Regions from separate parts of the Homo sapiens genome. Here region 2 is linked to region 1. Evidence: read pairs that join two places in POLR2A ChIA-PET (ENCODE). Cell type or tissue: Caco-2. All regions are shown on one strand. Each heading gives the region's core, and the rest is flanking DNA. Links, peaks and the distances in the headings are about the cores only. Region 1 has its middle 30 kb from the start of CHRNA9. Region 2 overlaps RBM47 (RNA binding motif protein 47).

Region 1 (16,268 bases), core at 2,179-10,178:
TGAGACCAGCCTGACCAACATGGAGAAACCCCGTATGTACTAAAAATACAAAATTAGCTGGGAGAATCGCTTGAACCTGGGAGGCGGAGGTTGCAGTGGCCAAGCCTGGGCGTCATTGCACTCCAGCCTGGGCAACAAGAGCTAAACTCCACCTCAAAACAAACAAACAAACAAAAACAAAAAAGGAAGAACAAAAACCTTGTTTAGTCACGGAATGGAATCAGACAACTTTTCTTCTTATTTTATTTTAATTACAGAAGTAATTTTATCAGTTAGAGTTGTATTTGGCTGTGAATAACAGAAAACCCAGTGAGCCATAACTTAAGCAAACAGAGGTTACTCATCTCACACAAAAATAAATCCAGAGCTGCAAAGCCCAGGGATCTTTCCATCTTTCCTCTCCTCCATTTGGAAGTGAAGCCCAACAGCCTGAGGCTTGATGCTTCGCGGTCACAGAAAGGCGGTTGCATCTGTAGGCTTTGCAGCCACATTCCAAATGGGAAGAAAAAAGAATGGAAGGCCAAAGAGACATACCAGCCGAACTTCCCTCTTTAAAAAAATAATAATAATAATAAAAATTTTTAAAAATGCTAGGCTGGGCGCAGTGGCTCATGCCTATAATCCCAGCAGCACTTTGGGAGGCTGAGGTGGGCAGATCAACTTGAGGCTGGGAGATCGACACCAGCCTGGCCAACATGGCAAAACCCTGGCTCTACTAAAAATACAAAAATTAGCCAGGCGTGGTGGTGGGCGCCTGTAATTCCAGCTACTTGGGAGGCTGAGACATGAGAATTGCTTGAACCCAGGGGGCAGAGGTTGCAGTGAGCTGAGATCATGCCACTGCACTCCCCTCCAGCCTCTGCGACACAGCAAGACTCTGTATCAAAAAGAAAAGAAAAGAAAAGAAAAAAATCCTAGAAGCAGAAGCACATCCATGACTTTCTTCTGTAGCTCATTAGCTAGAAATGAATCACATGCAAGAAAATCTTGGAATAGTTTTACCTTCCCAAAGACAATCAATGTTATCTTTATAAGAAGGAAAGAGAGAGTAGATGTTGGGTAGATAACAAGCAGTTCCTGCCTCAATTATACAGCCACACTATAGTAAGGGCAGGATATAAAAGAATAACAGGCCAGGCACGGTGGCTCATGCTTGTAATCCCAGCACTTTGGGGAGTCGAGGTGGGTGGATTACCTGAGGTCAGGAGTTTGAAACCAGCCTGACCAACATGGAGAAACCCCATCTCTACTGAAAATACAAAATTAGCCGGGTGTGGTGGCACATACCTGTAATCCCAGCTACTCGGGAGGCTGAGGCAGGAGAATCGCTTGAACCCAGGAGACAGAGGTTGTGGTGAGCCAAGATTGCGCCCTTACACTCCAGCCTGGGCAACAAGAGCGAAACTCTGTCTCAAAAAAAAAAAAAAAAAAAAAAAAGAATAACAATTACTCAAGTTCCACAATCATAGCAATAACAACTATTCATTTACTATTATTTTCCTTCAATCATATTTATGTGTCTAGTTTCTCTGCTATAATTATAATCATTATGTATTTACTATTTTGTCCTGCTATATTTATTTATTTATTTATTGAGACAGAGTCTTGCTCTGTTGCCCAGGCTGGAGTGCAGTGGCTCTCTCTCGGCTTACTGCAATATCCGCCTCCTGGGTTCAAGCGACTCTCCTGCCTCAGCCTCCTGAGTAGCTGGGATTACAGGTATGTGCCACCACACCCGGCTAATTTTGTATTTTCAGTAGAGATGGGGTTTCTCCATGTTGGTCAGGCTGGTCTTGAACTCCTGACCTCAGGTGATCTGGTTGCTTTGGCCTCTCAAAGTGCTGGGATTACAGACATGAGCCACCGCATCTGGACTTATTTTCATTTTTGAGATGGGGTCTTGCTCTGTCATCCAGGCTGGAGTGCAGTAATGCAATCACGGCTCACTGAAGCCTGGACTTCCTGGGCTCACGTCATCCTCCCATCTCAGTCTCCTGAGTAGCTGGGACTACATGCATGCATCACCAAGCCCAGCTAATTTTTTAATTTTTTATAGAGATGGGGTTTTACTATGTTGCTCAGGTTGGTCTCAAACTCCTAGGCTCAAGCAATCCTCCCACTCAGTCTCCCAAAGTGCTGGGATTACAGGTGTGAGCCACCTGCCCAGACAGCATTCAATTTTTAAATAATTTTTTGTATAGATGGGGTTTCATTTTGTTGCCCTGGCTGGTCTTGAACTCCTGGCCTCAAGTGATCCTCCCACCTCAGCCTCCCAAAGACTCTGGTATTATAGGTATGCGTTCTTCAATTTGTACTGAACCTGTGGTAGGCAGAATAATGGTCCACCAAAGATGTCCAAGTGCTAATGTGAAGGACTGGTGAGTGTGCTAAGTTACCCCGCAATGAGAAGTTAAGGTTGCTAATCAACTGACCTAGAGGTGGGGAGATAATTTTAAATTATCCAGCTGGATAAAGATCCTTTTAAGTAGAAAAGGGAGGCAGAAGAGAGAGAACCAAAGAGATGGTATCATGAGAAGGACTCAGCCAATGTTGCTGACTTCGAAAAATGGAGGAAAAGAGCTATGAACCAACAGTGTGAGAAGCAGCCTCTAGGAATCGGAAAAGTCAAAGCAACAGATTGTCCCCTAGAGCCTCCAAAAGGAAAGCAGCCCTGCTGATATCTTAATTTTAGCCCAGTGAGATCCATTCCAGACTTTTGACCCTCCCAAACTCCAAGATAACAAATGTGGGTTAAGACATGAAATTTATGGTAATTTGTTATAGCAGCAATAGAAAACCAATTCAGTATCCAATGTTTAAGAAATAAGACTGTGGTGGCAATTAAAAGACTGTAGAGAAAAGTGGTAAAAGGCAGGGAGATCTATTGGGATTTTTTTTTTTTTTTTACCTGTTTAGGAAAGTGATAATGAAGGTTTGACCCAAGATGGTGGGAATAAGAAAATGGATAAGATTACAGATCACAAAATATTTATGACCTAGAATAGACAGGCTAGTTGGATACGGGCTTAGGGAGAGGATGGCATTGAGAATAATGCAGACAATCAAGGTGAAGAGTAAAAGAGAACCAGGTATTGGAGGAAAGAATTCTTTGTAGGGCATCTTGAGCTGGAAATTCTCATAGGAAATCCTGGCAGAGATAGCTAGTAAGTAGTCGACCATGCATTTGAAACTGGAGAAAAGTGAAAGCTAAAATAATTTTAAAATGAAAAATATTAGGTGGGGTGTGGTGGCTCATGCCTGTAATCTGAGCACTTTGGGAGGCTGAGGCAGGCGGATCACGATGTCGGGAGATCGAGACCATCCTGGCTAACACGGTGAAACCCCATCTCTACTAAAAATACAAAAAATTAGCCAGGCGTGGTGGCAGGCAACTATAGTCCCAGCTACTCTGGAGGCTGAGGCAGGAGAATGGCGTGAACCCAGGAAGCAGAGCTTGCAGTGAGCCAAGATCACGCCACTACACTCCAGCCTGGGTGACAGAGCAAGACTCTGTCTCAGTTAAAAAAAAAAAAAAGAAAAAGAAAAATATTAAAGAGATGTTATACTCAGGTTAATTGTTAAAGTATTTTTAACTGATTTCAGTGGGTAAGACATGGTGCTACAAACTGTGAGAAACTCAATAGAATAAAATCACATTCCTTGCCAGAATTCTAGAAACTCACAATCAGTCTGCATCATTAAAGCTTTATCTTGTTATGCGGTCATTTCTTCATTTTCATGTCTACTTCCCCAAGTATATTCAGACCCTCTCCAGACCTGGGGCCCAGAAGCTCTGTCATTATTCTCTCCGTCATTGTGCACAATAACAGGCCTAGTACACAATCATTAAACAGTAAACAATTGTTAAATGAATGACCGGGTGAAAGGAAGAGCTGTTAGAGAGTCCAACAAATCACTACAGAAATGCTGACCATGAAAAGCCTCCTATATTATGCAACAGACTGCCTTCAAAATAACAGCAATTGAGTTGGCAACAGACTTCTCATCTGCAACTATAGAAGCCAAGAAACATGGAGTAATATCTTCAAAATGCCAAAGAAAATTGACTGTCAACATAAAATTTGAACACTCAGCTGAACTATTCACAGTTGCAGAAAAAAATGTAGACGTACAAAAAAATAACAATACTTACCTTGCCCTTACCCTTGACCCTTAATTTAAATAACTTCAACAAGAACAAAAGTGAACTTAATGGAAGGAAGAAAAATACAGAAAGCAACAATGAGAAAAACATCAATAAAATATAATTTGTGGCAGGGCACGGTGGCTTATGCCTGTAATCCCAGCACTTTGGGAGGCCAAGGCGGGTGGATCACCTGAGGTCAGGTGTTTGAGACCAGCCTGGCCAACATGATGAAACCTTGCTCTACTAAAAATGCAAAAAATAACCAGGCATGGTGGAGCGCCCCTGTAATCCCAGCTACCCGAGAGGCTGAGGTGGGAGAATTGCCTGAACCCAGGAGGTGGAGGCTGCAATGAGCCTAGATTGTGTATAGTGTAATTATTGCAATAGTATTATTAATAATACAAAGACATGTTTCATATAAGGTAGAACAAAAACTCTATGTAATGATGTGGAAATTAAGAAGGGGAAGGTAAGATGGAACCTAAACCACACTAAGGTCTTTGTCTAGATAACAAATTACTTTTTTTTTTTTTTTTGAGATACGGTCTTACTCTGTCACCCAGGCTGGAGTGCACTGCTGCAATCTTGGCTCGCTGCAACCTCCGCCGCTTGGGTTTAAGAAATTCTCGTGCCTCAGCCTCGTTAGTAGCTGGGATTATAGGCGCCCACCATTATGCCTGGCTAATTTTTGTATTTTTCCTAGAGATGGGGTTTTGGCATGTTGGCCAGGCTGGTCTCGAGCTCCTGACCTCAAGTGATCTGCCTGCCTCAGCCTCCCAAAGTGCTGGGATTACGGGCATGAGCCATTGTGCCCAGCCACAAATTACTTTTAATATTAGTAAAATATATCATATTTGAATAGATGCCAAAAATTTAAGGAATGGCCTTAAAAGTATAGAAATATTAGTTGTGTCTTCTAAATTGAAAAAGGAAACACGAGGAAAGGTAAACTATTTCCAACACAAAAGAAGACAGAAAAGGGGAAAAATAGAAGAGATGCTTCATTCAACTGCTCTTAGCCATGCTTTGGTACAGAGTTCCCTGGATAAGCAATGCAAGTAAAAATACAAACAAAATACAAAATACTACAGCAAAGCGGGAAGGTAAATGTTGTATAGCTATTGAGACAATCAGACTACTGTATACAAAAATAAGTTTCAGACAGATTAAAGACATAGATGTCAAAACAAAAACAAACAAACAAACAAAAAAGCTTGTAAGAAAATTAGACTTCCTTTTTTTTGAGATGGAGTTTCGCTCTTGTTGCCCAGGCTGGAGTGCAATGGCGTGATCTCGGCTCACAGCCACCTCCGCCTCCCGTTGGGTTCAAGCAATTCTCCTGCCTCAGCCTCCCAAGTAGCTGGGATTACAGACATGTGCCACCACGCCTGGCTAATTTTGTATTTTTAGTAGAGAGGGGGTTTCTCCATGTTGGTCAGGCTGGTCTTGAACTCTCAACCTCAGGTGATCTGCCTGCATCAGCCTCCCAGAGTGCTGGGATTACAGGTGTGAGCCACCACGTCCGGCCAAAAATTAGACTTTCTAAATAAAATTCTTCACCTCCATGCATTTTAAGAAGTGGTAGCCACTATGGAAGAGGAGCCAGGGTGCTCTGGAGATAAAGCAAGGGACTGCTTTGGGTTGGGTGGGCAGCCTGTGGAGAAAGTGGTGTTTCAGATGAGACCTGAGGGTGAGAAAGAGCTGGCCGGGGTTAGAGGTGGGAGAAGTGCCAGGTTGCAGGTAGGAGCTCAGGCTCAAGGGCAGAACACAGCTCCTGACGTTGGAGAAAGGGAGAGGAGGCCCCTGAGGCAGAACAGTGAAATCAGATCAATGACCCAAGAGACATAAGAGTCGAGATTGGCAAGGTGAGCAGGGCTGGGTGATCCAGAGCCTTGCAAAGTTTAAGAAAACACCAACTACTTTGTTTATTGTCTGACTGCCTCAGCGCGCTGAGGTGTGTCCAGGTTTGTTGAGGTCCTGACCTTTGTTCTTTCTCCTTCTTTAGCCTCTGTGTCTCCTTTTCCGTCAGCTTAGGGCTCAGACCAACGCTTTACCAATGCAACCGGGACAAACCTGGCAACTGGACTGTCTTGGACAAACTGGAAACACAAGTTCTAGAACATCTGAAGCAATTGTGGTGAGGCCACTTGACATGTCACCAACCCCAGAGAGCAAAGAGCTCTCTGCCTTTTCTTCCTTCCTCTCAGATTACGCCTTTGAAATAAGACCTGACTGTTAAAACTTCATGAGCTTATCAATATATCCAAGCCACTCCAACACTTAAAAAATAAAACCCCATGACAAAACCTCTTTTGCCTTTGTGTATTTCTGTCTCTTTACTCTTGTCAGTCAAATTTCCCTCCTGGATCATTCAGGCTTCCAGCAGGACACAGATGGTGTGTTCATATAAAGATAATTTGAGGAAGGTGTAATAAAGGAGTGTCTGCAAAGGTGTAGGCAGGTTGCAGAGAAACACCAGGGGCAGTAGAAAATCCCAGGCCTAGAAAAGCAGAGCTGTTACCACTCTAGGCCTGAGAGGAGGTGGGAAGGAGTGGTTACCTGGACCCAGGAGGAAAGCCATGACTTCTGGTTGAGCAAATGTGGCAGAAGCCTTAGGGAAGGAGTTGGGGGATATATATATATATCCCCATCTCACCCTCCTTCCCTCCAGTCTCCTCCTAGGGCTCACCGTTGGCCAAACTCAACAGTCATGGGAATCTGTTGGTGCTGCCTGTGTGCCCAGGACAGACAGCAGAGTGGCAAAGCATTGAGTGTGAATCTGGAAGGACAAAGGGAGACATCTGGCACATTCCCTCATTCTTTGTCCTCACTCTGTGTTTAAAACCTGATTTATTTTCTCCACAGTCAACTGGAACTGCTCTGACCAAGCTCACCATGGACTTGGTAACTGCAAATCCACTGGATACCGCTGAGGCCTCTCTGCTGCCTTCAGCACAGTTGACTGCTTTCTCTTTCCTGAAACACTTCTGTCTTATCTTCTGTTACCCCCTCCCCACTTTTTTTTTTTTTGTTTGAGACAGAGTCTCACTCTGTCGCCCAGGCTGGAATACAGTGATGTGATCTTGGCTCACTGCAATCTCCGCCTCCTGGGTTCAAGCAATTCTCCTGCCTCAGCCTCCCGAGTAGCTGGGATTACAGGTGCCTGCCACCATGTCTGGCTAATTTTTGTATTTTTAGTAAAGATGGGGTTTCACCACATTGGTCAGGATGTTCTCGAACTCCTGACCTCCAGTGTTCCACCCACCTCTGCCACCGCAGACGCATAGGCAGGAGCCACTCACCCGGCCTGTGTTACCCCTTTCTGCTTCTTAAGTGGCACGTTCTCAGAACCCCTGGCTGGCTCCGACTCCTCCTCTTCTGGTCAAGGTTGGTGTCCCTCCATGTTACATCCTCAGCTCTCCTGATGATTATGTATGTCCTGAAGGTTCTCAAAACCGCTTGTCCAATCTTGAGCTCCCCTTAGCTCCAAACCCAATAGAATCTTCAAGTCCTCTGAGTATCTCCACTTCTCACAGGCCTTCAAACTCAACACATCCCAAACTAAGTTTATTATCTATATTGCCACCCAGGTCTCCTCCTCCTCCTGTGTTTTCCGTGTCATTTAGCTGTATTACCATCACCTCCATCAACCAGCCTAGAAATCGGGGAGTCTTCCTAGATTATTGTCTAACCTAAAATCAAACCTCTCACCGATCCTGACAATTTTACTTGCTAAGAGGTTTTCAAATCTGTCCACTTTTCTCTTTGACAATTGTGTTATTCTAGATCTTTATCCTCTTTGCCTGGCCTGTTGCAGCGCCAGCCTAACTGGGCCTCCAGCTGCTTCCCCCTTGACTCCATCCTAGTCAAACTGATCTTGTGACTCCTTTGCCTAAAACTTTTAAAATGGCTAAATACCTACAGGATAAAATCCAACTTCCTTAATATGACACAGCAGAGATTAAAAATGTGTGTGTGTGTGTGTTTTCTTTTCTGCTGTTCTAGGATGCCTTTGCATATTTCACTCCCTGTTCACCCCAGGAGTGTAAATCATGTTCTTGGCTTAGAGAGTAATCACCCTTCAATCTCTTTCAGGCAAAGTAATCAGACCTGTTCTGTTGCGAGGGTCTGAGACGCCCTGAGAGCAGTCAGGGTCTTCAGCATGGAAGGGGGTATGGAAATAAGAACTTTGGTGTTTAATGGTTTAAAAAGGAGAAGCCAAGCTGACTTGCCTCTCTGAGCATGTGACTCAACTGCTGAGCTAGACATGGACCTTCACCTGAGACCCTAAGCCTTTTATGGTTTATATGGAAAGATGAATACCAAATGCCAATAGCCAAAAAAAAAATATGCAAAAGAAGGCTGTGAGGGGTTCTTGCTTGAGAGGAAATTGGAGGTCATGGTAAGCAAATCAAGTTGGGACTGGGCTAGGAATAGACTCACCATTACCATCAAAAGAAAAAGAAAGAAAGAAAGAAAGAAACGAAAAAAAGAGAAAAAAAACAGTGGAAATGAATAGAGAAAACAGAGAATCCAGAAATGGCTCATAGTGCATGTGAGAATTTAATATATGGTCATGAGAGTAGCTGAAATCAGTGAGGAAAGGCTATCTATTAAAAAATAAAATAATTTCAGGCCCCTGTTTTATATAAGATATAAAAATTAATTTAAGATAGATCAAAACTTAAATGTAAAAAACAAAATAATAATATATAAATTCTATGAGAAAATCTAGGAAACTACATGTAAGAGGCAGAGGAGATTCCCTTATCAAATACTGGAAACCAGACGCTATTAAAAAAAGAGATAGACATATTTGACTGCATAAAACCCCAAAATGTCATGTGACAAAAGATATAATTAAAAATGGTCAGTTGGGTCTGGTGGCTCACGCCTGTAATCCCAGCAATTTGGGAGGCTGAGGTGGGAGGATCATTTGAGGCCAGGAGTTTGAGACCAGCCTGGCCAACATGGTGAGACCCTCTCTCTTTAAAAAAAAAATAAAGTCAATGAAAAAGCCAAATGAAAATTGATAGACTTAAACATACCATAAATACTGCTAATATTCAAAACACTTACAAACTGATCCAAAAGAGTAAACAACTCCATCAAGGATAATTAGCAAACAGTATAAAAAGATAGTTCACAAAGAGACAAAGTTTCATGCCTGTAATCCCGGCACTTCGGGAGGCTGAGGTGGAAGAATCACTTGAGGCCAGTAGTTCAAGACCAGTCTGGGCAACATAGCGAGACCTCGTCTCTACAAAAAACTTTTAAAAAGTTAGCTGGGCACGACGGCACATGCCTGTGGTTCCAATCACTTGAGCCCAGGAGTTCAAGATTACAGTGAGCTATGATGGCACTACTGCACTCCAGCCTGGGTGACAGAGCGAGACCCTGTTTCTTAAAAAAAAATAATAAAAGAAAAAAAAATTAAATAATTGGAAAAATTCATCTTTTGACCAGGCGCGTTGGCTCATGCCTATAATTCCAGCACTTTGGGAGGCTGAGGCAGGTGGATCAGCTGAGGTCAGCAGTTCAAGACCAGCCCGGCCAACATGGCGAAACCCCAGGCTACTAAAAATACAAAAATTAGCCAGGCATGGTGGCGTACTCCTGTAGTCCCAGCTACTCAGGAGGCTGAGGCAGGAGAATCTCTTGAACCCGGGAGTCAGAGGTTGCAGTGAGCCAAGATTGGGTTATTGCAGTCCAGCCTGGGTGACAGCGAGACTCCGTCAAAAAAAAAAATTATCTTTTTTCACAAAGCTTCTCCTGTATACTTCCAGTGTGTTAGTTACCCCCTTTTTTGCATTGTCTCTATAGTGTGGACAGAGTTTTATATTCACACTTATGACACACTAAAAATCTGTAATTTAAAAATGTCCACAGCTGTGCCTTCTAGATTGTGGCCACTGTGATGACAGGAATTGTGTCTTATTTATCTTCACATTCCATCATCACGGTGGACATTGTCCAAGGGCTGTAGCAACCAAGTACCGCAAACAAGGTGGCTTGAAACAACCGAAGCATACTGCCTCACAGTTCTAGAGGCTAGAAATCCAAAATGAAGTTGTTGGGAGGGACGTGTTCTCTCTAAAGATTCTAGGGGAGAATCCCTCCTTGCCTTTTCCAGCTTCTAGGGGACCCCTGAAACCCTTGGTGTTCCTCCACATTCTAATCTCTGCCTCTGTCTCCACATGGGGTTTCCCTACGTGTGCATCTGTCTATGTGTTCAAATTTCTCTCTTCTCATAAGTCTGTATATTTCTACCAGTCAAGATTGACTAAGCTTCATTTCCTGCCGTTTGGCTAATGAAAACAATCGCCATGTGGAATATTACTTTTTGTACCAAAGGTGCTTCTCTGGTCTGCCGGGTCCCCTAGATGTAGTGCCTTTTCCCTGATTTGAGAATGTGTGTTCTAATCCTGAATAATCCTAATTAGGATTGAATAAGGCCCACCCTAATACAGCATGATCTCATTTTAACTTGAATACACCTGCAAATTTAAGGTCAGGCACGGTGGCTCATGCCTGTAATTCCAGCACTTTGAGAGGCCAAAGTGGGCAGATTGCTTGAGCCCAGGGGTGTGAGACCAGTCTGGGCAACACGGCAAAGCCTTGTCTCTACAAAAAATACAAAAATCAGTGGGATGTGATGGAGCGAGCCTGTAGTCCCAGCCACTTGGGATGCTGAGGTGGGAGGATCCCCTGAGTCTGGGGAGGTTGAGGCTGCAATGAGCCATGATTGTGCCACTGCACTCAGCCTGAGTGACAGAGGGAGACCCTGTATCAAAAAAAAAAAAAGAAAGAAAGAAAAGAAAAAAGAAAAATTTATAGAACTTGTAACAAGCTATAAAATGTTAGTGATCTAAGAGAAAGTATACTAAAAGCAAAATGTACACCGATACGTAGCCAACAATTCATGTCAATTGCAGGGAGTGAAGTAATAATAATAAAATAAGTAGGCTGGGCCTGGTGGCTCACGCCTGTAATCCTAGCACTTTGGGAGGCCGAGGTGGGTGGATAACCTGAGGTCAGGGGTTTGTGACCAGCCTGGACAACATGGTGAAACCCCGTCTCTACTAAAAATACAAAAAATTAGCTGGGCATGGTGGCAGGCACTTGTAATCCCAGCTACTTGGGAGGCTGAGGCAGGAGAATCGCTTGAACCCGGGAGGCGGAGGTTGAGGTGAGCCGAGATCGCGCCATTGCACTCCAGCCTGGGTGACAGACTGAGACTCTGTCTCAAAATAAATAAATAAATAAATAAATAAATAAAATAAGTAAATATGGGGGGTGTGAGAGAAGATTTCATTCCTTTTTACATTTCCTTATCCAGGTTACAGAAACTAAAATAAAATAAAATTCCTGCTTTACACGGTTTGTACCTTAATTACATTTAGAAATAAATGACTCACCACAGGTTGAAAGTGCAAAGATTAGGATTATTCAGGACTAGAACACACATTCTCAAATCACGGAAAGGTCACTATGTCTAGGGGACCCCGGAGACCAGAGAAGTGCCTTTGGTTCAAAAAATAAATTCTACATAGTGATTGTTTTCATTAACCAAACCGCAGGAAATGAAGCTGCGTCAATCTTGACTGTCAGGAATATATAGACTTTGGTATGAGAAAGCTTTGAAGGAGACTTGAGTTTTTAAAAAATTGAGAAATTCTAGTCAAGAAGAAGAGACAATGGTGTAATTCAGACATGTGAACTGTAAAACAATTCAATATTTTCATAGAAAGAATGAAAGCCTGATTCTTCTTTGGGTCTGGAAAAACAGCATTTTGACAAATACTGGCTGGGAGGTGGGAGGGCCCCCTTTCTGGCTACAAACCAAAGAAGGATTTTCTTTACTCCGTCTCTGGCCCAAAGACTATGGTTAGAGCCTTCTGGGTTCAGTCATTTACAGAATAGTGACTCTACTTGCAGGCCCCAAGGTTCGAAGGTTGATACAGAAACCCAAAGTGAGAAAATGGCCTTGGTTTCTGATCTTGGAGATTTGAAGCAGGGCTGTCTATCTCTAACCCTGAGAGTCTTGGGCCAGGTTGAAATGAATTCCAAACCAAAGTTGATGCCATCATCCATGTTTTGTTAATTAATTCAATTAATAAGTGGTACATGACTGGTAGTAATTGGGCAGTTGCAAAGGCTCAGATACAGCCCACAGGTGTCCCTGTAACCCAGAAAATCCCTACCTACAGAAAGGGATTTGTCTTGTTCTGCACCAGCTATATTGAATTCTGAATGGGTGGTTTTGCAGGAAGTAATTTAAGCTGTAAGACTATCTGAGCCTTCATAAGTAATATAGCTGTAGAACATATAGCAATTGAGATTCTCACATTAGATAACTGGGCCAAAGTCCAGAGACCAGCTCGTAGGAGAGAGATGGCTGACATCCAGGAGTTCTTTGTCCCCAAGAATGGACTCTGAGCATTCCAATTCTGGCCCCATCTTGGGCAACTGCTGTAGGGTCAAAGCTACAGGAGTTTTTCTTTTCATGGGAACTAGTTCTAACATTTGTTTCAATCCTTTCTAGGAGAAGTAGATAGTAACTTATAGTATCCTGAAAAATGTTCTGCAAAAGAAACAAGTGCTATAAAAAAAGATCAGCAGTAAGGAAGAATTAAGAAGTAGAATAGGGCAGGGCGTGGTGGCTCACGCCTGTAATCCCAGCACTTTGGGAGGCCGAGACGGGCAAATCACGATGTCAGGAGATTGAGACCATCCTGGCTAACACGGTGAAACCCCATCTTTATTAAAAATACAAAAAATTAGCCGGGCGTGGTGGCAGGTGCCTGTAGTCCCAGCTACTCGGGAGGCTGAGGCAGGAGAATGGCATGAACCCCAGAGGCGGAGCTTGCAGTGAGCCGAGATTGTGCCACTGCACTCCAACCTGGGCGACAGAGCGAGACTCCATCTCAAAAAAAAAAAAAAAAAGAAGAAGTAGAATAACTTTTGTTACTTTTATCAGGGCGCAAAATCTTCCCCAGAGGCCCCAGCAGTATTCCTTCTATATCTCATTGGCCAGAGTTTGGTCACATGTGCACTCCTAGATCAATCACTGACAAAGGTGTAGACTACCATGACTCGCTTGAGAACAATCAAATTGATTCCCTGGAGTTGGGGAAGGGTTCTGCTTTCCCTTATCACATTGCTGCACTCCCAATACCTGAATAACAGCAGGGCTCTGTAGGCAAGGAAGACTTTGGATGGGTAGCAACAGAATGGACCGCAACAACACTGAAAAAAAAAAAAAAAGCAAAAAATAGGGGACCATTTAATTCCGGTCTCTGTACCTGACTCTTTATGTAACAGGACAAATACAAATTTGTCCCTATCTTGCCAAAGTAGACATCAACCTTGAATGGGGAGTAAAAACTCTTCTCTAGGTCCATGTATGCTCAAGTAGCACAATTATAGGCCCCATCATCAACTCTGAGGTCAAGCGGCCAACAGTAACATAAGGTTGGTTCCTAGAGCTGGCTGAAAGTCTCAAACTTAAATCCTTTACTAGTTTTTCTCAGAATTTGTCTGGCTTGATAAACTGTAAAACAGCACAGAAAGCAGAAAAAGAACTTTAGAAATTGAGGAGATGTTGGCCGGTACAGTGGCTCACGCCTGTAATCCCAGCACTTTGGGAAGCTGAGGTAGGCAGATTGCTTGAGGCCAGGAGTTTGAGACCTGCTTGGCAAACATGGCGAACCTCCGCCTTTACAAAAAATACAAAAATTAGCTGGGCATGGTGGTGGGCGCCTGTAATCCCAGCTTCTTGGGAGGCTGAGGCATGAGAATTTCTTGAACCCAGGAGGCAGATGTTGCAATGAGCCGAGATCTAGCCACTACACTCGAGCCTGGGAAGCAGAGAGAGACTCTGTCTAAAAGAAAAAAAAAAAAAAAAGGCAAGGAGCTATTATGCCAACATCAGAATCACAAAGGACAAAGCAAACTTAGTAAATTTTGAACAAAACTTTGAAACTTAATGACTGTGAATGGCCAAATGCTACTCAACTACGAGTGACAGAAATAAAATAAAGCAAAAGACACTGCTACAGAGGTTAAAAAGTTAGGCTATGGTGAGTAGTTCTATTTTCTTTTTTTTTTTTTTTTAACAGACGGGGTCTCACTATGTTGCCCAGGCTGGCCTCAAACTCCTGGGCTCAAGCATTCCTCCCCGGCTCAGCCTCCCAAGTAGCTGGGACTACAAGCATGTGCCACTGCTCCCAGCTAATTCTATTTTTGAACATAAAGATAACATGTGTGAGATGTATAATTTTCTTAACAGAAATTCAATTTCTCTTGCCTCCACTAAAATAAACAACAAATATTTACTGAACATTGCTTTAAAGAGGTGCCCTATTACTACCCTGCCTACAGCACCTATCCTCGTTCTATCAGTGTGGCAGTGGGATGCAAGAGACAGGGGCTTTGGCATTCAGGAAGCTGGCCTGGAATACAGGCTGTGAACTTGAACGAGTCCTCAGTCTTGTTAGTGCTCAAATCCTCAGCTGCAAAATGGAAGCAACCTCTCTCAGAGTCCTTCTGTTCTTGATTTGTAGTAGGTCCTCAAGACATGGCAGTTACCTTTAAGTTTGTTGGGAGCAGTGGTTTTGAATGTGTGGTCCCCGGACCAGCAGCATCAGCACAGCGAGAATGCTCTGCTGCACATTCTGGGGCTCCACCCCAGACCACTGCATCAGAGACCCTGGAGGGGAGAGCTTTCACAGGCCCTCCTGGGATTCTGACATGTACTCAGGTTTGAGAATTACTGGTGAGGAACATGGGCAATAAACCAGACCGCCAAGGGTTCAAATCATCTTGCCTTCCCACTCTCTGTGTGAACTTGAGCAAGTTATCCAACTTCCCCGTGCCTCAATTTCCCCATCTGCCCAATGAGGATAATAGTTATATCTAACTCATAGAGCTGCTATGAGGATTGAATGAGATAATACACATAATGGACTTTAAATGGGACCTAGCCCACAGAAGGTGTTTAATAGATGACAGCTGGTATAATTAATCGTTAGTAGTTTCATTGTCGTTCTTGTTCTGCTATAAACATTTCCCAGGCAAAGGCTAGTGGGGTGAGGTGGCAGGCACACCTGGAATGATGTTTTGACATCCCTAAACCTTCCTCCTGTTCTCTAGCTTCTGCTCTACTCCCACCCAAACTGGTTTGAGGAAACTTGGGAATGGAAAGAGGTGAAAAAGTAAGTCTTTGCCAAGACATTGCTAAGTCTTGTCATGTTGAGACATCCAGTGAGCTGCTTAAATCACGTCTGAACTGTTTATTGTTGGGCATCATGGGATTTAACAAGGCTGAACTGGTTCTCATTAGTTTAATCTTATTTTTTAAATACTAATTTTTTTTAATTTAAGAGGTAATTCATTGAAAGGATAAATACTGCATGATTCCACTTATGTGTGGTACCTAGAGTAAACTTCATAGAGACAGAAAGTAAAATGGTTGTTGCTGGGGTTTGGGGGAATGGAGGATGGGGAGTTAGTGCTTAATGGGTGCAGAGTTTCAGCTTGAGAAGATGAAAACAGTTCTGGAGATGGATGGTGGTGACAGCTGCACAACCATGTGGATGTACCTAATGCTACTCATTTGTACACTTAAAAATGGTTAAAATGGGCCAGGTATGGTGGCTCACACCTGTAATCCCAGCACTTTGGGAGGCTGAGGTGGGCGGACCACCTGAGGTCAGGAGTTTGAGACCAGCCTGGCCAAAAAGGTGAAACCCTGTCTCTACTAAAAATACAAAAATTAACTAGGTATAGTGGCACGCACCTGCAATCCCAGCTACTTGGGAGGCCGAGGCAGGAGAATTGCTTGAAGCCGGGAGGTGGAGCTTGTAGTGAGCCGAGATTGCACCATCGTACTCCAGCCTGGGAAACAGAGCAAAACTGCATCTTAAAAAAAAGGTTAAAATGGTAAATTTTATGCAATGTATATTTTAGCACAATAAAAAATGAAAAAAGAAGTAATTAATAGAAAGATAATACCTGGGTTTGGAAGCATAGAATATGAAGAAAGTGTTTTTATAAAGAATCTCATAATTCTGGGGTGCAGGCAATATTCTACTCCTTGACCCGGATGGTGGTTACGTAG
Region 2 (16,268 bases), core at 4,268-12,267, 160 kb after region 1:
TATGCAAATACTGCACCATTTTATATAGAGGACTCGAGCATCCAAAATCTGGGGGGCCTGCAACCAATTCCCCATGGATACAGAAGGATCACTATATAAACAAATGCCAGAATTTGGGGTTTTAAGGTAGTTGCTTTGCTTTTATTTATTTATTTATTTTGTATTTCAATGAGGATGAGAAAATGGGATTATGAAGTCCAGATAGCCAATAAGATAGCCATCAAATCACACCACAAAACAAGCATTGTTTCTTTTCTTTTCTTTTTTTTTTTTTTTTTTTTTTTTTTTTGAGATGAAGTCTCACTCTGTCACCCATGTTGGAGTGCAGTGGTGCCATCATGGCATCATGGCTCACTGTAATCTCCACCTCCCGGGTTCAAGCAATTCTCCTGCCTCAGCCTCCTGAGTAGCTGGGACTACAGGCACACACCACCACACCCGGCTAATTTTGCTATTTTTTTAGAGATGGGGTTTCACCGTGTTGGTCAGGCTGGTCTCGAACTCCTGAGCTCAAGTGATCCACCTGCCTCGGCCTCCCAAAGTGCTGGGACTACAGGCGTGAGCAACCACGCCCAGCTGCAAACATTGCATCTCAAGTGCCTACAATAATCAAGTATTTGATATATGACACCTCATTTAATTAAACAGACAGATGAGAGGACAGACTCAGAGAGGCTGCCCAAGGATACACAGCTAATAATGACAGATCTGAGAACCTCAGCGGGTCCCAGTTGGAGCCCTTCTCTTTGCCTGAGTCACACTCTCATGCACATGCACACTGTAGCCTACACACCCTACTGCCCAATCAGGGGTGTCCAATCTTTTGGCTTCCCTGGGTCACACTGGAAGAAGAATTGTCTTGGGCCACACATAAAATACACTGATACTAATGATAGCTTATGAGCTTTAAAAAAAAAAAAATCCCAAAGGAAGCTTATGAATTTGTGTTGGGCCACATTCAAAGCCATCCTGGACATGCCACAGGTTGGACAAGCCTGGTCTAAATCAAGATCCAGCCCAGGAGTGGTGGCTCACACCGGTAGTCCCAGCACTCTGGGAGTCCCAGGCAGGAGGATCACTTGAGCCCAGAGTTTAAGACCAGCCTAGGCAACATAGTGAGACCCTTGTTTCTATAAAAAAAAAAATATAAAAAATGATCCAGGCATGGTGGCATGCGCCTGTGGTCCAAGCTACTTGGGAGGCTGAGGTGGGAGGATTGCTTGGGCCGGGACTCCTCACTGTAGTTGAGGCTACAGTGAGCCAAGATCACACCACTGTACTCTGCCCTGGGTAACAGAGTGAGATCTTGTCCTTAAAAAAAATAAAAAATAAAAATCACTTGCATGTATTTTCTGCCAACCTCTGACCAGAACCAGTTCAACTGTTTTTCTCCTTCAATCTTTTTTTTTTTTTTTTTGAGATGGAGTTTCACTCTTGTTGCCCAGGCTGGAGTGCAATGGAACGATCTTGGCTCACTGCAATCTCTGCCTCCCGGGTTCAAGCGAATCTCCTGCCTCAGCCTCCAGAGTAGCTGGGATTACAGGTGTGCACCACCACACCCGGCTAATTTTGTATTTTTAGTAGAGATGGGGTTTCTGCATGTTGGTCAGGCTGGTCTCGAACTCCCAACCTCAGGTGATCTGCCCACCTCGGCCTCCCAAAGTGCTGAGATTACAGGTGTGAGCCACCACACCCAGCATCCTTCAATCCTTTACCTTGGTCTCCTCACCCTCCTCTCCCACTTCCCTCTACCCTACCCTCCTTTTTTTTTTTTTTTTTTTTTTTTTTTGAGACGGAGTCTCGCTATTGTTGCCCAGGCTGGAGTATAGTGGCTCAATCTTGGCTCACTGCAACCTCCATCTCCCAGGTTCAAGCAATTCTCCTGCCTAAGCCTCCCGAGTAGATGGGACAACAGGCGCCCGCCACCATGCCCAGCTAATTTTTGTATTTTTAGTAGAGACGGGGTTTCACCATGTTGGCCAGGATGGTCTCGATCTCTTGACTTCATGATCCACCTGCCTTGGCCTCCCAAAGTGCTGGGATTACAGGCATAAGCCACCGTGCCCAGCCCACCCTACCCTCTTATCCCTAATTAAGATCATCTCTACTGCTCACTTTGAAATCTACTGATGAACTCTATTTCATATTGAAGCCCTCCTTTGACCATAAAATCCAACCAAAAAATATGGCTTCTCCCACTTTGGGTAAGCCTTTTATGTTCTTTTTTTTCTGTGATCACAAATTTGTCATTTGACTTTAAACCCTGTAGGTTGTATTAGAATTCCCCGTGTTCTATACGGCACTTGGCACATAAAAGTCTCATGCTGCTCAGAGACTAAATTATGTGTCCCTGAGAAAGGACTGTGCCTTCTGTGCAATAGAAATGTTTTATAATAGCATTTTCCACCTCCAGCCATGTGATTCTAAGTGGAGTTTTTTCTCTATTGGTTTTGGTATGCCAGCATGCAGGTATACCCCTAGAATTTTCAACTGCAGAGCTGCAATAGGGCAGAATAATGTGTCTCTGGGGAGTGCTGCTCTATCGCCCCAGGCCTATTCCAAAGCATCTTTCAGCTGTAGGGGCCCATGTCTAGCCTGAATATCTTTGAGGCTAGTATATATTTGGCCTGCAGAATAGTTTCAGCTTCTGAAAGGGGTTTTGAGCTCCCTTGGACACTAGGAAATAGTAGAGGAGAAAGGAGAGGTAGAGATTTAATCTGGAGCTTCTAAATCTTCCGGAATCTTCCAAAGGTTTAGGAATGCCCATGAATCATACTCAAACCCCTTTAGAGGACTTCAAAGAGTACCATGAATGTGACCTCAGAAACTGCTCATCACCTAGCCAACCTCAACAGATGTGTAAGAAAGGGCCCAGGGGCTCTTGGTGCTTTCCCAAACTGCCCAAGGAAGGAGGGGCTGCAATAGGAGAGGGGAGATCAGTCTACACTGTCCGGTGCTGCCTATCATGGGGACATCAACCGCTAGACCAGCAGTTCTCAAAGTGAGGTCCCTGGAATGCTGAGAGGCTCCACGGTTCTTAAAAATACTAACATATTTCCCTTTTACACGGCATTGACACGGACTAGTGATAAAAAGGCAATGGTGGCTAAAACTTCTAGCCGTGTGAGAGGCAGTGCCACCAAAGTATACTAGTAATTGTGGCATTTTTTTACCACCAGGCATTTGAAGTTGTTCTACCTTTTTTTAAAGCCAATTTTCCTTAAGAATGTATTTGGTAACACAGTATTAATTTTATTTTATTTTTTATTTCTTTTTAAAATGTTTTAAATTTTTTAATTTTAATTTTTTTGTTGCTGTTGTTTGAGACAGAGTCTGCTTGTTGCCCAGGCTGGAGTGCAGTGGCACAATCTAGGCTCACTGAAACCTCCACTTCCTGGGTTCAAGTGATTCTCCTGCCTCAGCCTCCCAAGTAGCTGGGATTACAGGCACCTGCCATAACATCCAGCTAATTTTTGTATTTTTAGTAGAGATGGGGTTTCACCATGTTGGCCAGGCTGGTCTTGAACTCCTGACCTCAGGTGATCCACCTGCCTCAGACTCCCAAAGTGCTGGGATTACAGGCATGAGCCACCACATCCAGCCTATTTATTTTATTAAGTCTCAATTCAAGTAGATGTTTTAAAAATATTCTGTGCGATGAAACAGAAAGTATGATAAAGCACTTCTACTGTATACCAAATTATGATTGCTGTCTCAAGGAAAAATCACTTGAGAGTCACAGGCTACATTACTTGATAAAACAAACTATGATTATTTAGACTTGAATATTTGGCAGACCTTTTCTAGAAAATGAATGAAGTGACCCTGGCACTTCAAAGAACACAACAGACAGTATTGATTTCCAATGATCAAATTCAAGCTTTCAAGCAAAAGTTAAATATGGGGGAACCTGGCTAACTCTGGGTGTACTGCCTATGAGTTAGCTCTGCTGTGCAAGGAGAAGAAAAATAATTTTAAAAAATACAAAAAAAGGAAGAAAAAATTTGGGGGCAACCTGCATTTATCACCACAAGCTTGACTGCTTGTCAGTGATTAAAGGCTTTTCTCATGAGATCAGCTATGACATTAACAAATGTGGATTTTTAAAAATACATACTGAAATGTTTCAATATTTGGAAGATCTTCACAATTCAGTGAACCAATATTTTCCAAATAACCAACCATGATGTTACAGAATCATGCATGGGTAAGCAGTCCATTCAAAGTTCAAGATGGGCCAACCAATTTTAATGTAACAGAGCATGAAAATTTCCTTTTTATGGTTTCAGATTCTGCTGCAACTAACCTTTAAGAAACTACCTCTTGGCTGGGTGCAGTGGCTCACGCCTGTAATCCTAGAGCTTTGGGAGGCCAAGGCTGGCAGATCACCTGAGGTCAGGAGTTCGAGACCAGCCTTTCCAACATGGTGAAGCCCTGTTTCTACTAAAAATACAAAAATTAGCCCGGCGTGGTGGCAGGCGCCTGTAATCCCAGATACTCGGGAGGCTGAGGCAGGAGAATCTCTTGAACCTGGGAGGCAGAGGGTGCAGTGAACTGAGATTGTGCCACTGCATTCCAGCCTGGGCAACAGAGCAAGACTCCATCTCAAACAAAACAAAACAAAACAAAACAAAAACTACCTCTTGTAGAGTTTGGGTTTAGTATCAAAGAAGAATGTTCACAATAATCCAAAAATTCTACTATAATATTCCTCCCTTTTCCAATTGCATATCTTTGTGAGGTTGAATTTTCTTTCCCTATAGAATTTCAGTGAAAATGACATACCTCAATAGATTGAAGCAGAAGCAAATATGAGCATACAGCTGACTTCTATCAAGACAATCATCAAAGAGATTTGAAAAAATATAAACGACATGATCTTCTCTTTATCTACTTTTTTTGGAAATATAATTATTTTTCATGAAAACATTTTCATAAAAAATGAGCTTACTATTATTCTTGTTAAAGGAAATTAATATTTTTCTTAATTTTAATTTCTAATGCAGTAAATATCAATATATAGAACCCAAATAAAAGCACTTTAAAAGCACTTTGCATTTCTCAAAAATCTTTTTTTTTTTTTTTTTTTTTACACAGAGTCTCACTCACCCAGGCTGGGGTGCAGTGGTATGATCTCGGCTCACTGCAACCTCTGCCTCCGGGGTTCAAGCGATTCTTATGCCTCAGCCTCCCAAGTAGCTGGGATTATAGGCATGCGCCACTATGCCTGGCTAATTTTTGATATTTTTAGTAGAGACAGTGTTTCACCATGTTGGCCAGGCTGGTCTTGAACTCCTGACCTCAAGTGACCCACCCGCCTCAGCCTCCCAAAGTGCTGGGATTATAGGAGTGAGCCACCACACCTGGCTAATAATTTTTAAGAATATAAAAACAGGGCTAGGCACAGTGGCTCATGCCTGTAATCCCAGCCCTCCTGGCTTGGGCTCAGGAGTTCAAGATCAGCCATGGTAGGCCGGGCGTGGTGGCTCACGCCTATAATCCCAGCACTTTGGGAGGCCAAGACGGGCAGATAGCCTGAGGTTAGTAGTTGGAGACCAACCCGGCCAACATGGTGAAACCCTGTCTCTACCAAAAATACAAAAATTAGCTGGGCATGGTGGCAGGCACCTGTAATCCTAGCTACTCGGGAGACTGAGGCAGGAGAATTGCTTGAACCCAGGAGGCAGAGGTTGCAGTGAGCTGAGATCACGCCATTGCACTCCAGCCTGGGCGCCAAGAGCAAAACTCCATCTAGGAAAAAAAAAAAATCAGCCAGGGTGACGTGGTGAAACCTTGTCTCTACAAAAAATACCAAAAATTAGTCAGGCATAGTGGCATGCACCTGTGGTCCCAGCTACTTTGGAAGCTGAGGTGGGAGGATTACCTGAGCCTGGGAGGTTGAAGCGGCAGTGAGCAGTAATCGCGCCACTGCACTCCAGCTTGGGTGACAGAGTGAGCCCTGTCTCAAAAAAAAAAAAAGAGGAAAAGAAAAGGAAAGGAAAACAGGGTTGTCTGATTTCGCAAATAAAACTTCAGGGTGCCCAATTAAACTTGAATTTCAGATAAGAAATGAATATTTTCATATATGTTCCATACAATGTTTGGGAAATACTTGTACTAATAAATTATTTACTGTTTATCTGAAGTTACAGCCAATTGAGTGCCCTGTATCTTATCTGTCTGTGAAGATGTCCAGAGTCCCCAAAATTTGAGAAACACTGCACTCGGCTATGTCCCTCCCACATGTGCTAAAACACTAATACAAACATTTATTAAGCACCTGCTGTGTACTAGACACAGTGCTAAATTCTCGACATATACAACCTCCTGCCAAATCTCATGTGGCAAGTACTCTCATGATCCCTATTTTCTCATACAAATGAGGAAACGGAAACCCAAAGAAGTCAAGTGAAGCTAATTATTGGTGGAAAGCAAGACTGGAACCCACCAGACTCCAAAATCTCAGCTTGTACCTATTAGGCTTACACTGAACCCTGAATAAATGAGATTTCTAAAGATGGTTGGCTTTTCTGCATATTTTCATCTCACATTTTAGCACATCCATTTCTGTTGCTCATCTTCTCTCTGTTTCACAGCTGTGTGTTCTGCTATCACAGCAACCGTGAAAACCAAGGCTGGAAGTGCCGTGTGTGTCAAGGAATTCTAACCAGAACTGGAATTGGCATTCGGACTCAGAAAAGGATTTTCTCATGGATGCTTTCCTAGGCATGACAACAGCATAGTTCTGGGCTGGGAATTCTAGAATGCAGCAATGGTGCACAGACACCGCTCAGCTCACTGCAGCCTTGACCTCCTGGGCTCAAGCAATCCTCCTGCTTCAGCCTCCTGAGTAGCTAGGACTACAGGCGCACGTCACCACGCTCGGCTAATGCTCATTACTATGAATGAAAAGCCACTGGGAGCCCGGTACTGCGCTAGAATCTTCTTTGAGAATAAGCTGGGAATTTATCCAAATGAATCTGTACCAACCAAAACAAATGCAAACGTTGTAAGCAAGCCAAGGTCCTGTTTTTCACATGATCCTGATCCAGGCCACTGGATATATTTAATGAGCTCAGGCTTGATAGTAAACAAAATAGGGAAAGTAAAATATTTTTATGATCCAGTATGGGGGTAAGGCTATGAATTTCACTGTGTTACATGATTTGCAAATACAAAAATGAATCTGCTTGCACCCAACTAGGGGACCTCCCCTAGTTACCGCTTGCTATAATGAAATGTAGAAAGTGATAAACATGGCCAGGCATGATGGCTCAGGTCTGTAATCCCAGCACTTTGGGAGGCCAAGGTGCGCAGATTGCTTGAGGCCAGGAGTTTGAAACCAGCCTGGCCAACATGGCGAAACCCTGTCTCTACTAAAAATACGAAAATTAGCCAGCTATTTTATTAGTACAAAATACGACTATTAGCACACCTGTAGTCCCAGCTACTTGGGAAGCTGAGGCACGAGAATCGCTTGAACCCAGGAGGCAGGGTTGCAGATCACAGAGTGAGACTGTCACAAACAAAGTGATAAACATAAAAAAAGAGATGCTGGTCTTTCATATTGGCCAGATTTCTTTAACAAAAACATTCACCTTTCAAACAATTTTTGTTTTGTAAATCTGGATTTTTATTAAGGTGAGGCACACTGGATTATTCTAAAGGCAGTTGTGTATACAGAAGCCAGGGGCGAAAGAACTTCGAAAATAGCCTAGAGGAAAGAATGGGACAAAGAGAGGAAGGGGAAAAAAAGGATAAATAGGGGAAAAAATGCAAAAACTGGAGTTTTTTGGTAACTAAGAAGAGGGGCATTTTAAAAGCCAAGGCTTGGTAAAAACCTAGGGAATAGGCTTAAGTAGAAAGGAGATTTGGGAAGCTCCAGGGCCCTTGGACACCTGGCAGTGAGCATCAGAAAGAAAAGTAAGAGTTCTTAAGAAAAACCAATCAACTTTGCATTTGCCCTGGGGCTGGCCTGGCAGTGCTGCTATCAGAATTCAGATACTGGCCCAGCCCTGCTCTAGGGCCTGAAGTTTGGCTCTTGCCTCTTCATTTCAGTCCCTTTAGCTGCCCATCCAATCTAGATCCCCGGAGTGCTCAAAGGAGAGGCAACAAGAAGAAAAAGAAAAAGAAGGACAAACTGAAATGCAAGCATGGACCTTAGATGACGATTCTCACAGCTCTCCCCCTTCATGGGACCTTCAGAATTCATTCTTGTGAAAGCTGTAAGTCAAGGAGGACACAGCCAGAAACCGTGACTCATCAAATTCCCAAAGCCAAGACCAGAACACACAGACTCTGGATCCAAGGACTCGCTTTCTGCTTTCAGAACACGGGATCCTGCCTACTTTGTAGTATTTCAATACAAAGCTGATCAAGCCGAGGGTCCCCATCTACTCCCCGCCAGCCTGGCTGCCCTTCCCTGTCTTCAGAGTTTTCTAAATCATAGAGAAGATAGAGTTTAATTCCATGGTGTTTGAGTCACAGGACCTTAGAACACTTCAGAAAACGATTGGCCTTAAAAAATGGTTGGGTCTGTACAAGAAAGTCACTGAGTACAGAGGATGGCAAACATTTCTGTCATGGGCTAGGTAAATACTATAGGCTTTGCAAGCCATGTGTTTTCTGTTACATATTATTCTTTTATTTGTTTCTTTTTGTTTTTTGTTTTTGGGGTTTTTGTTTTTTGTTTTTGAGACAGGATCTCCCTCTGTCACCCAGGCTGGAGTACAGTGGTGCCATAACAGCTCACTGCAGCCTCAACCTCCCTGGCTCCAGGGATCCTCCTGCTTCGGCCTCCTGAGTAGACTGCAGGTGTGCTTCACTACACTTGGCTAATTTTTTTATTTTATGTAGAGACAGGGTCTCTCACTGTGCTGCCCAGTTTGGTTCTTTTTTTTTTTTTTTTTTTTTTTTTTTTGCAACCTTTTAAAAATGTAAAAACCATTAGCTAGAGGGCCACACATAAACAGACAACAGACCACAGTTTACTGATGCCTGACTTAGAGCAATGGAAAAGGGCTGGCAGCATTGACTGGTGACTGCTGCATGTAGTGAGACTAAAGATAGTACAAAACCTCACCAGGTTTGACGAAGGCAACTACCTCTCCATCTGACTTGCCCAAGTCAGCTATAGCTGTGGCAGAGAATTTAATCTGGAAATGCTAGGCTTATATCTTTGAAAAATTAGATAAATGAAGTTGTTGGTTTTGTGTTTGTTTTATTTTATTTTTTTGAGACAGTCTCACTCTCTCTTGCCCAGGCAGCCACCCTGCAGTGTCGTGGTGTGATCTTGGCTCACTGCAACCTCCACCTCCTGGGTTCAAGCAATCCTCCCACCTCAGCCTCCCAAGTAGCTGGGACTACAGGCGTATGCCACCACAACTGGCTAATTTTTTTTTTTTTTTAAGACGGAATCTAGCTCTGTTGCTCAGGCTGGAGTGCAGTGGTGTGATCTCGGCTCACTGCAACCTCTGCCTCCCAGATTCAAGCGATCCTCCTGCCTCAGCCTGCCAAGTAGCTGAGATCACACCTGGCAATTTTTTTTTTTTTTTTTTTTTTTTTGTATTTTTTAGTAGAGACAGGGTTTCACCATGTTGGCCAGGCTGGTCTTGAACTCCTGACCTCAAGTCATCCACCCGCCTTGGACTCCCAAAATGCTGGGGTTACAGGCATGAGACACTGCGCCCGGACTAACTTTTGTATTTTTAGTAAAGGCGGGGTTTCACCATGTTGGCCAGGCTGGTCTCGAACTCCTGGCCTCAACTGGTAACGCCCGCCTCAGCCTCCCAGGACAAATGAAGTTTAAAATAAGCTAGAATATTTTTTAACCTGCTAGTTTTCATTGTGTGTGTGTGTGTGTGTTTGGGGGGTGGGGGGGTGTACGTTTTTATTTAAAAGTGAATACTCCATATGTACCACAAAATTCCAAACCTGGAAGAATCTTCCAATATAGTCCAGTCTACAACTGTTTACCCTTGAGGAAACTGACCTGCTTCAGTTAAATGAGATATTCTAAGTCACATGTTAGTTTGCAGAAGAGAAGGGGCCAGAAACTTGTTTTCGTATTTCAAAATTCATACACTTTACTTTAATGGTGCACTGCCCATTAAGTACTAAAAAATCAATTCAACAAATACTTACGAAGTATTTCTTATATATCTAGCACTGGTTAGGTGCACTAAGGTTACAAAATAAATGTAAGCGAAGATTACTGCCCATAGAAATGTTTTGGGCCAGGTGTGGTGGCTCATGCCTGTAATCCCAGCACTTTGGGAGGCCAAGGCGGGCAGATCACAAGGTCAAGAGATCAGGACCATCCTGGCCAAAATGGTGAAACACCATCTCTATTAAAAATACAAAAATTAGTTGGGCGTGGTGGCACGCCTGTAGTCCCAGCTACTTGGGAGGCTGAGGCAGGAGAATCCCTTGAAACCAGGAGGCCGAGGTTGCAGTGAGCTGAGATCGTGCCACTGTACTGCAGCCTGGCGACAGAGTGAGGCTTTTTTAAAAAAAAAACAACAAAAAACCCTTTTGGTCTCTCACTGAGAAAACAAGGCACACACACTAAGCAAATATATTCTTCCTTGCATTGTCATGTAACTACATATCTAAAATGGGAGCCACCGTAATCCTAGCACTTGGGAGACCTGAGGTCAGGAGTTCAAGACCAGCCTGGCCAATATGGTGAAAACCCATCTCTACTAAAAATACAAACCCTAGCCAGGCATGGTGGCATGCACCTGTAATCCCAGCTACTTGGGAGGCAAAGGCAGGAGAATTGCTTGAACCTGGGAGGTGGAGGTTGCAGTGAGCCGAGATCGTGCCACTGCACTCCAGCCTGGGTGACAGAGTAAGTAAGACCCTGTTTCAAAAAGAAAAAAACAAAAACAAAAATTAGCTGGGCATGGTGGCATGCGCCTGTGGCCATAGCTACTTAGGAGGCTAAGGCAGGAGAATGGCGTGAACCCGGGAGGCGGAGCTTGCAGTGAGCCGAGATCCCGCCACTGCACTCCAGCCTGGGCGACAGAGCGAGACTCCGTCTCAAAAAAAAAATAAATAAATAAATAAATAAATAAATAAATAAATAATAAAGAAAGAAATAATAAAACAGGGCCATCTCGTATAACTCTGTAATGGTGGAAAGTTTCTGTATCTTTGCTGCTATCAGGATAGTAGCCAGTAGCCACATATGTCTATTAAGCACTTGAAATGTGCCGCTGGCTACCATATTAAAAATTTTTAATTTTACAGATGTTCCTTGACTTACAATGGGCTACTTTCCATTAACCCCATCATAAGTAAAAAATATCATAAGTCAAAAATGTGGCTGGGCGAGGTGGCTCACGCCTGTAATCCCAACACTTTGGGGAGGCCAAGGTGGGCAGATCACTTGAGGTCAGGAGTTTGAGACCAGATGGGCCAACCATGGCCAACATGGTGAAACCCTGTCTCTACTAAAAATAAAAATTAGCTGGGCATGGTAGCACATGCCTGTAATCCCAGCTACTCAGGAGGCTGAGGCAGGAGAATTACTTGAACCTGGGAGGCAGAAGCTGCAGTGAGCCAAGATCGTGCCACTGCACTCCAGCCTGGGTGACAGAAGGAGACTCTGTCACAAAAAAAAAAAAAAAAAAAAAAAAAAAAGCATCTAAGGCGGGGCATGGTGGCTCACACCTGTAATCCCAGCATTTTGGGAGGCTGAGGTGGGCAGATCACCCGAAGAGCTCGAGACAAGTCTGGCCAACATGGCAAAACCCTCTCTCTACTAAAAATACAAAAATTAGCCAGGTGTGGTGGCACACACCTGTAATCCCAGCTACTTGGGAGGCTGAAACAGGAGAATTGCCTGAACCCGGAAGGCGGAGGTTGCAGTGAGCCGAGATTGTGCCACTGCACTCCAGCCTGGGCAACAAAGCGAGACTCCATCTAAAAAATAATAAATAAATAAATAAATAAATAAATAAATAAATAAATAAATATTAAAATAAAAGTAAATAAACTTCACGATGGATTTTAAGGATATTAGACCCCCTTTTTTTTTTTTTTTTTTTTTTGAGATGGAGTCTCACTCTATCACCCAGGCTGGATTACAGTGGTGTGATCTCGGCTCACTGCAACCTCCGCTTCCCGGGTTCAAGCGATTCTCCTGGCTCAGCCTCCCGATGAGCTGGGATTACAGGCGTGTGCCACCACACCTGGTTAATTTTTGCATTTTTAGTAGAGACGGGGTTTCACCATGTTGGCCAGGCTAGTCTGGAACTCCCGACCTCAGGTGATCCGCCCACCTTGGCCTCTCAAAGTGCTGGGATTACAGGTGTGAGGCACCATGCCTGGACGATCATGAAGTTTAAAAATTCTAGGTGGAGCATCTTCTGTACTTAATTTTAATTAAATTATTATTATTTTTCTTCTTCTTTTTTTCGAGATGGAGTCTCGTTCTGTTGCCCAGGCTGTAGTGCAGTGGTACAATCTTAGCTCACTGCAACCTCCACCTCCTGGTTTCAAGCAATTCTCCTGTCTCACCTCCTAAGTAGCTGGGACTACAGGCACACGCCATCGCACCCAGCTAATTTTTATATTTTTAGTAGAGATAGGGTTTCACTATATTGGCCAGGCTGGTCTTGAACTCCTGACCTGTGATCCACCCGTCTCGGCCTCCCAAAGTGCTGGGATTACAGGCGTGAAGCACCGCGTCCAGCCCTATTTTTCTTCTTTTTAATCTGAATTTAAATAGCCATGTGTGGCTAGGGACTTCCGTACTGGACATCACAGGTCTAAAATAATTATTATAATCTGGATGAAAAATATGTCACATTCATTCTGTCACTTTTCCTTCTTTTGCCTATGGCAAAAACCACTATGATCACAGGACTCTTTTTCCTTTGAACATGGGCAGGCTTTCAGAATTCTCCATGCAAGGCGAGGCACGGTGGCTCACACCTGCCACCCTAGCACCTTGGGAGGCTGAAGTGGGAGGATCCTTGGAGCCCAGGAGTTGGGGACCAGCTTGGGCAACATAGTGAGACCTGTCTCTACAAAAAGCAAACAAAATTAGCTGGGCATGGGGGTGCATGCGTGTAGTCCCAGCTACTCAGAAATTGAGGCAGGAGGACTGTTTGAGCCCTGGAGGTAGAAGCTACAGTGAGCCATGATCGCGGCAGTGCGCTCCAGCCTGGGTGACAGAGTAAGACTCTGGAATAAATAAATAAAATAGAATTCTCTATGCAACCATTGTCAATGGCATGGACTTGGTTTACATAAAACGAAACCTGTTTGCCATTCCCGATGCAGATTAAAAAAGGTGACAAAGGTGACCTGGAGAAGGAAGGAGTTGAGGTGAGCTTCAGATGAGATCGGGAGTGATCAGGGTGGTCTGGCCACAGACTAGCTGAGCTTCAAAGGATAACATCTGGAGAGATAAAGAGGAAAGGACAAAGAGTATGGGGTTCTCTGTATAGAGGAGAGTAGCTGCGAAGGAGCTGAATGGAGCTCCCCTGGTCCTAGGACAAGGAGGATGCTGGCCTGCCAAGCAGAGAGGGTTGGGTTGGGTGTGGTTGGAGATAAGGGGATAGGCGGAAGGGTGGGTCTGGGTTATGACTTTGAAATTCCAGGACACCCTGAGGGTTTCAGAGGAGCCTGGAGAACACATTTTAGAAAGGCAACTCTGATAGCTAGGCACAGATAGGTTGTACAATGGACATGCGCTCAGATACCAGGGTGAAGGCTATGCCAGTAATGATGTGTGTTTTTCCTTTAGGAAAATAAAACTTGTTTATTATGTAAAATGTATAAATGTCAGAAAAGCAGATATAAAAAAATTAAAATCAGATGTCTACCAACCACAGATGACATTTTGATGTGGTTTCTTACAGTTTTTTTCCTCCTTCTCTGGCTAGTGCAGTAATTTAGGAATTAACATTATGACTTGAACTAGGAAGATGGTAGTGCGAATGAAGAGGAAAGGCCGTGAAAGATATCGTTAAGTGAGGCAGGGGGGTGAGGACAAAAGAGAATTAGCTTCCAAAGACAGGAGTTCTAGACCTGGGTATTCTGTGGGGCCTGAACTCCCAGCCTTGGTTTTGCCATACATCAATCTCTCTCTTTTTTTTTTATCTTTTTTTTTTTTTTTGAGATGGAGTCTTGCTCTGTCACCCAGGCTGGAGTGCAGTGGCGCAGTCTCAGTTCACTGCAACCTCTACCTCCTGGGTTCAAGAGATTCTCCTGCCTCAGCCTCTCAAGTAGCTGGGACTACAAGTGGGAGCCACCATGCCCGGCTAATTTTTTGTATTTTTAGTAGAGACGGGGTTTCACTGTGTTAGCCAGGATGGTCTCGATCTCCTGACCTCGTGATCCACCTTCCTCAGCCTCCCAAAATGCTGGGATTACAGACGTGAGTCACCACGCCCGGCATTTTTTTTTTTTTTTTTTTTTTGAGATGGAGTCTTGCTCTGTCACCAGGTTGGAGTGCAGTGGCACGATCTCGGCTCATTACAACCTCCACCTCCTGGGTTCAAGTGATTCCCCTGCCTCAGCCTCCCGAGTAGCTGGGACTACAGGCATGTGCCACCACACCCAGCTAATTTTTTGTATTTTAGTAGAGACAGGGTTTCACCATGTTGGCCAGGATGGTCTTGATCTCCTGACCTCATGATCCACCCGCCTCAGCCTCCCAAAGTGCTGGGATTACAGGCGTGAGCCACCATGCCTGGCCTTTTTAAAAAAAATATTATTCTTTTTCCTTTTTTTTTTCTTTTTAAATATTTTTTTCCATTTTTTTTTTGAGACGCCTGGCCCATACGTCAATGTCTTAACCACTTCTTATTGGAGTCTAATTAAAGGTCAGATGAGATTTTTGAGACCCCCTTCAACTAACGTACAGATATGTCTGTGTATATTTAAAGTGAACATCACATATAAATAGAAGTAGTTGTCATAACACCACACAAGATCCCTTGATCTCTAGGCTATACCAGTAGCTTATAGCCTCTTGCAATCTGCAAAATTTTAGGGGTAGAGTAATTAAACTTTCTATTCTGAGCAGTGTTACAAAGAGGATCTGTAGCTGTAGTTCATGGGACAGGATATGAATGGGGCAGTGTAAACAGAGAATTCACTTTCAGACAGGACTCCACCAAGCAGAAATAGCTTCTTCCTAGGAGCCAAAAGGTTTTCAAAGCCCAATACATCTTTGAAGACTATAAGAAAAACAATAGTAAAAACAGCTGCTAGGGAATACAGATTATGCTCTCTGAGGCCAGATGCAGTGGCTTACACCTGCAATCCCAGCACTCTGGGAGACCAAGGTAGGCGGTTCACCTGAAGTCAGGAGTTCAAGACCAGCCTGGCCAACATGGTGAAACCCCATCTCTACTAAAAATACAAAAATTAGCTGGGTGTGGTGGTGCATGCCTGTAGTCTCAGCTACTTGGGAGGCTGAGGCAGGAGAGTCACTTGAACTCGGGAGGCAGAAGTTGCAGTGAGCTGAGACCGCACCACTGCACTCCAGCCTGGGAAACAGAGCAAGACTCTGTCTCAAAAGAAAAAAAAAAAAAAAGAAGAAGGGAAAAAAAAGCTCTCAGGTAGGAAAGAGCAATACAAAGACATTCATCAGGCCAATAAGCAAAAGTTTACACCAGAGGTTATCTATACATTTTTAAAAAATACTGATTCCTGGGCTCCCCTTCAGACCAATTAAATCAGAGTCTCAGTAAGTGTTGTCTGTGAATTGATTTGTCTTATTTTGTTTTATTTTTTGAGACTGGATCTCAGTCTGTCACCCAGGCTAGAGTGCAGTGGCAAAAACATGGCTCACTATAGCCTCGACTTCCCGGGCTCAAATGATCCTTGCATCCTAGACCCTTGCCACTCCCTCTCCCCAGTAGCTGGGACTACAGGTGCGTGCCACCATGCCTGGTTAATTCTTTTTTTTTTTTGAGATGGAGTTTTACTATTATTGCCCAGGCTGGAGTGCAATGGTGTGATCTCAGCTCACCACAACCTCTGCCTTCCAGGTTAAAGCGATTCTCCTGCCTCAGCCTCCCGAGTGGCTGGGATTACAGGCATGCACCACCACGCCCGGCTAATTCTGTATTTTTAGTAGAGATGTGGTTTCCCCGTGTTGGTCAGGCTGGTCTCAAACTCCCAACCTCAGGTGATCCACATGCCTCGGCCTCCCCAAAGTGCTGGGATTACAGGCATGAGCCACCATGCCTGGCGCCTGGCTAATATTTTTTAATTTATTTTTTTTTTAGAGATGGGGTCTCACT

What was found. Peaks named below come from ENCODE experiments on the same cell type or tissue, not always from the same donor. Only the 100,000 strongest peaks of a DNase experiment are listed, where the experiment ranks them.
Region 2: POLR2A ChIA-PET joins it to region 1 with 5 read pairs; 1 of 35 experiments calls an interaction of 5 or more read pairs at or near these places.

Annotation. Positions count from the first base shown.
Region 1 is chr4:40,357,543-40,373,810 of GRCh38, forward strand. No RefSeq gene overlaps it. Among named protein-coding and RNA genes, the nearest start is that of CHRNA9, 30 kb to the left of the region's middle. In Caco-2, for the core only: no CTCF peak of the experiment used is centred there; DNase peaks (open chromatin) are centred at 6,109, 6,639 and 10,129.
Region 2 is chr4:40,517,898-40,534,165 of GRCh38, forward strand. All of the region lies in intron 2 of RBM47 (RNA binding motif protein 47), which reads right to left. Among named protein-coding and RNA genes, the nearest start is that of MIR4802, 24 kb to the left of the region's middle. RefSeq lists enhancers at 7,681-8,480, 8,481-9,281. In Caco-2, for the core only: no CTCF peak of the experiment used is centred there; DNase peaks (open chromatin) are centred at 8,074 and 8,264.